2 separate regions of the Mus musculus genome follow, and region 2 is linked to region 1. A link is a loop called in an ENCODE intact Hi-C map of the cell type or tissue named here. Cell type or tissue: left cerebral cortex. All regions are shown on one strand. Each heading gives the region's core, and the rest is flanking DNA. Links, peaks and the distances in the headings are about the cores only.

Evidence for each region. Hi-C counts contacts between places; a loop is a spot of excess contacts. Peaks named below come from ENCODE experiments on the same cell type or tissue, not always from the same donor. Only the 100,000 strongest peaks of a DNase experiment are listed, where the experiment ranks them.
Region 2: it touches region 1 in a loop (9-fold over the local background); 8 of 42 quality-filtered maps call a loop at or near these places.

Annotation. Positions count from the first base shown.
Region 1 is chr17:23,445,848-23,448,771 of GRCm38, forward strand. It overlaps the pseudogene Vmn2r-ps134. Among named protein-coding and RNA genes, the nearest start is that of Vmn2r117, 32 kb to the right of the region's middle. In left cerebral cortex, for the core only: no CTCF peak of the experiment used is centred there; no DNase peak of the experiment used is centred there.
Region 2 is chr17:23,296,260-23,299,183 of GRCm38, forward strand. It overlaps Vmn2r114 (vomeronasal 2, receptor 114), which reads right to left. Exons shown (of 6, transcript NM_001102584.1): 5 at 606-729. Among named protein-coding and RNA genes, the nearest start is that of Vmn2r114, 15 kb to the right of the region's middle. In left cerebral cortex, for the core only: no CTCF peak of the experiment used is centred there; no DNase peak of the experiment used is centred there.

The DNA of each region.
Region 1 (2,924 bases), core at 307-2,806:
GAAATTAAAGATGTAGTACAATTTCTACTTTTTTTCTTAATAAGTACATTTTAAATCATTGTATTCCTATAACGACTAACTTAGGACAGAGATGTATTTTGCTTTTAAGCTTCATTTTAAAATACTTCATTGTTCCAATATTGAAGCAAGATGATAATTTTTTTGAAGAACTTATTCTAGCAGGAAATACTCACTTGTCTCGTTAGAAATTTCATTTTCAGGACAGGGTTTGCAATGAAAACAGCATGCTGCCATTCCGTCCATCCTGAATTTTCTAGATCCAGGACCACAATCAGCACTGCACACCGAAGTTGGCACCTAATGAAAAGTAGACTGCTAACTGGAGTTTTATTTACTCTTCCATAATTATATTATAATTGTGTATGACATTAAGAAACTAATTTCATATAAACCAACAGAGTTAGCAGATTTTTACCTAGTGCATTTTATGAGGACAGATATCAATATTGAAAAAATGAGTAAAAGTTGACTTGTTTCCCAACTATTTGGAATTCAAGAATAAACCATGAAAGCCTCCTGTGTGAAAACACTACAGAGGTTTCAAGGTGGTTATTCTAGTTAATTCTTGGCACCAGAGACATAATGCAGTGTAAAGGCACAGAGAATCATAATTGAGAAATTATCTCTGTCAGGCTAGTCTGTCATCATATATGTGAAGCATATATTAAATATTTTTAAAGACTTATTTATTTATTATATGTAAGTATACTGTAGCTATCTCCAGACACTCCAGAAGAGGGCATCAGATCTCGTTAAGGATGGTTGTGAGCCACCATGTGGTGGCTGTGATTTGAAGTCAGGACCTTTGGAAGAGCAGTCAGTGCTCTTAACTGCTGAGCCATCTCTCCAGCCCCCTAAATTGTTAATTGAGGTGTGAGTGGCAAGCCTATTGGGAGCAGAGTTGTCGGTAGGCAGTGATACATTAGAAATCATACAGAACAAGCCAGTAAGCAGAGTTCCTTGAATGACTCTGTTTCAGTTGCATTATCCAGGGCCATGCCATTTCTTCCCTTGAGTTTAATCTATGAGTCAAATCGACCTTTTCCTCCTCAGTTTGCTTATAATTACTGCTTAATAACCGCAAATTGTAGCAAATTAGGTGTAAAGGACATACAAAACAGGGGAAATAAGGCCTCAAATATCATATAACCAAAATAACCTCAACATTAGGACAGCAAAACTTAACAAACTAAGAGGAAACACATCAACAGCAGCCTATGATGAGTCCTACTGAATTTGTGGTTAGCAGGTACGGAGTTGCCATATTCCTTTGCAGTATTAGTAGAACTTAACTTCCTTTATAGATCAGGGCACAAGGTTTTCCTTCTTTTACTGTATTTTTTATTATTCATTTTCCCACTAAGAATATGAAGACTATTTTTATGATGAGTTCTTAACATACATTTCCTTGTCCACATCCTGCTCTTCATTTAAGGCATAGTATATATTTCAGCCCAGGTTTGAGTAGAGTCAATGCAAAAGTCTGACTGACCACAAATGCAGAGAGATACTCCTGACTCTTAATTCAGAGATGTAGATGAAAGACACCTGCCACTACAAAATCTTGTTCTCACTTCTGATTTTAATTGAAATTCTTTGATTCTCCTGTCCATGTGGTACAATATCATCAGTAGTTTTGAAATTAAAATGTAAAAAAAATCAAAAAAAAAGAAAAGAAAGAAAGAAAGAAAGAGAGAAACAAAGAAAAAAAGAAGTCTTCTTTATTGAAACAAGTATTCTCATAGATTGTCAGATTTGGTTTATTCTTTTTTAAATTCTGAAATGATGGTAGACTGCATTAAGAGCTTTTTTCTGCATGTTTTTGTATAAAATATAGTTCTATCTTTAAGTTTGATTGTGTGATGTTTTACATGTAACTTATATTCATTTGATGAGCCATACTTGCATTCATAGAATGAAGTTATTTGGGCACATTGACTAATATTTTAGTTGTGTTGCTGACATCTGTTGGTAGATTTTTGGTCAAGAATTATTTCAGGAGAGACCAGCATGTGCAGGAGAGCCTGCGGACTGCAGAAGAAACATAGCTTCTGAGACAGGCCCTGTTCTGGGCCTCATCTTCAGCCAGGAAGCAGATCTGAGCTCCAGACACCTGTGCTTCTTCCCCACCAGAGGAGAGGTGGCCTGCAGAGAGTACTCTGACCACTGAGACTCAGGAGAGACTTGGACACCCAGGAGTGCTGACAGAGGCTAACAGAATCACAGGAGGTAAAAGCTCCAGCTAGACACAGGTATAACAACTAACACCAGAGATTACCAATTGGTGAAAGGCAAAAGTAAGAATCTTACTAACAGAAACCAAGACCACTCACCATTATCAGAGCCCAGCACTCTAACCTCAGCAAGTCTTGGGTACCCCTACACACCAGAAAAGCAAGATTCAGATTTGAATTTGTATCTCATGATTCTGGTAGAGGAGCTTAAGAAAGAAATTAATAACTCACTTAAAAAAAATACAGGAGGGGGAGGCGGCCTCAGCCTCAGCAGCAGCGGTCGCCACCTGGGTTCCGGGACTCCGCGGAACTTAGGAAATTAGTCTGAACAGGTGAGAGGGTGCGCCAGAGAACCGGACAGCTTCTGGGACAGGCAGAAGCACAGAGCCGCTGAGGCAGCACCCTAGGCGGGCCGCAGACAGCCGACCACCGTCCAGAAGAGAGGACAGGTGTCCGCCTGGCTCGGGAGGCGGACTCAGCCTCAGGAGCAGCAGTCGCCATCTTGGTTCCAGGACTCCCTGGAACTTAGGAATTTAGTCTGCACAGGTGAGAGTCTGCACCACAGAAGCTGACAGCTTCTGGGAACTGCCAAAGCAACACAGCTTCTGAGAAAGGCCCTGTTTTGGGCCTTCTTCTTCGACCAGGAGGAGGTCCAAAAACAAGATATCT
Region 2 (2,924 bases), core at 188-2,687, 150 kb before region 1:
GCAAACACAGAAGTGGATGCTCACAGTCAGCTAATGGATGGATCATAGGGCTCCCAATGGAGGAGCTAGAGAAAGTAGCCAAGGAGCTAAAGGGATCTGCAACCCTATAGGTGGAACAAAATTATGAACTAACCAGTACCCCGGAGCTCTTGACTCTAGCTGCATATATATCAAAAGATGGCCTAGTCGGCCATCACTGGAAAGAGAGGCCCATTGGACTTGCAAACTTTATATGCCCCAGTACAGGGGAACACCAGGGCCAAAAAGGGGGAGTGGGCGGGCAGGGGAGTGGGGGTCGGTGGATATGGGGGACTTTTGGTATAGCATTGGAAATGTAAATGAGTTAAATACCTAATAAAAAATGGAAAAAAAAACTATTTGAGAGTGTGCCACTTACTATGAATTTTCAAGGAATTAAAGATGTAGGACAATTTCTACTTTTTTTCTTAATAAGTACATTTTAAATCATTGTATTCCTATAATGACTAACTTAGGACAGAAATGTATTTTGTTTTTAAGCTTTCATTTTAAACTACTTCAGTGTTCCAATATTGGAACAAGATGATAACCCTTTTGAAGAACTTATTCTACCAAGAAATACTCACTTGTCTCGTTAGAAATTTCATTTTCAGGACAGGGTTTGCAATGAAAAGAGCATGCTGCCATTCCGTCCATCCTGAATTTTCTTGATCCAGGACCACATTCAGCACTGCACACTGAAGTTGGCATCTAATGAAAAGTAAACATATGCTGCTAACTGGAGTTTTATTTACCCTTCCATAATTATATTATATTAGTGTGTGACATTAAGAAACTAATTTCATATAAACCAACAGAGTTACCAGATTTTTTCCTAGTGCATTTTATGAGGACAGATATCAAGATATGGAAAAAATGAGGAAAAGTTGACTTGTTTCCAAACTATTTGAAATTCAAAAATAAACCATGAAAGCCTCCTGTGTGAAAACACTACAGAGGTTTCAAGGTGTTTATTCTAGTTAATTCTTGGCACCTGAGCACATAATGCAGCGTAAAGGCATAGAGAATCATAATTGAGAAATTATCTCTGTCAGGCTAGTCTGTCATCATATATGTGAAGCATATATTAAATATTTTAAAGGTTTATTTATTTATTATATGTTAGTATACTGTAGCTGTCTTCAGACGCTCCAGAAGAGGGTGTCAGATTTCGTTACGGATGGTTGTGAGCCACTATGTGGTGGCTGTGATTTGAAGTCAGGACCTTTGGAAGAGCAGTCAGTGCTCTAAACTGCTGAGCCATCTCTCCAGCCCCCTAAATTGTTAATTGAGGTGTGAGTAGCAAGCCTATTGGGAGCAGAGTTGTCGGTAGGCAGTGGTACATTAGAAATCATACAGAACAAGCCAGTAAGCAGAGTTCCTTGAGTGACTCTGTTTCAGTTGCATTATCCAGGGCCATGCCTTTTCTTCCCTTGAGTGTAACCTATGAGTCAAATCGACCTTTTCCTCCTCAGTTTGCTTATAATTACTGTTTAATAACAGCAAGTTGTAGCAAATTAGGAGTAAAGGACATACAAAACAGGGGAAATAAGGCCTCAAATATCATATAACCAAAATAACCTCAACAACATTACAACAGCAAAACTTAACAAACTAAGAGGAAACACATCAACAGCAGCCTATGATGAGTCTTATTGCATTTGTGGTTAGCAGGTACGGAGTTGCCATATTCCTTTGCAGTATTAGTAGACCATAACTTCCTTTATAGATCAGGGCATAAGGTTTTCCTTCTTTTACTGTATTTTTTAGTATTCATTTTCTCACTAAGAATTTAAAGACTATTTTTATGATGAGTTCTGAACATACATTTCCTTGTCCACATCCTGCTCTTCATTTAATGCATAGTATCCATTTCAGCCCAGGTTTGAGTAGAGTCAATGCAAAAGTCTGACTGACCACAAATGCAGAGAGATACTCCTGACTCTTAATTCAAAGTTGTAGATGAAAGACACATGCCACTACAAAATCTTGTTCTCACTTCTGATTTTAATTGAAATTCTTTGATTCTCTTGTCCATGTGGTACAATATCATCAGTAGTTTGAAATAAAAATATAAACAAAAAATATCTAAAAAAAAGAAAGGAGAGAAAGAAAGAAAGGAAGAAACAAAGAAAGAAGTCTTCTTTATTGAAACAAGTATTCTCATAGATTGTCAGATTTGGCTTATTCTTTTTTAAATTCTGAAATGATGGTAGACTGCATTAAGAGCTTTTTTCTGCATGTTTTTGTATAAAATATAGTTCTATCTTTAAGTTTGATTGTGTGATATTTTACATGTAACTTATATTCATTTGATGAGCCATACTTGCATTCATAGAATGAAGTTATTTGGGCACATTGACTAATATTTTAGTTGTGTTGCTGACATCTGTTGGTAGATTTTTGGTCAAGAATTATTTCAGGAAAGACCAGCATGTGCAGGAGAGCCTGCGGACTGCAGAAGAAACATAGCTTCTGAGACAGGCCCTGTTCTGGGCCTCATCTTCAGCCAGGAAGCAGATCTGAGCTCCAGACACCTGTGCTTCTTCCCCACCAGAGGAGAGGTGGCCACCAGGGAGGGCACTTACCACCAGAGCAGGTGAGAGAGCCATCTTGTAGACTGGATCCCTCAGAGACCAGGGTGTGCAGGAGAGCCTGCTGACTGCAGAAGCAACATAGCCTCTGGGACAGGTCCTGTTTTGGGCCCTCATCTTCAGCCAGGAAGCAGATCTGAGCTCCAGACATCTGTGCTCCTTCCCCTTCAGAGGAGAGGTGGCCTGCAGAGAGTACTCTGACCACTGAGACTCAGGAGAGACTTGGACACCTAGGAGTGCTGACAGAGGCTAACAGAATCACAGGAGGAAAAAAGCTCCAGCCAGACACAGGTATAACAACTAACACCAGAG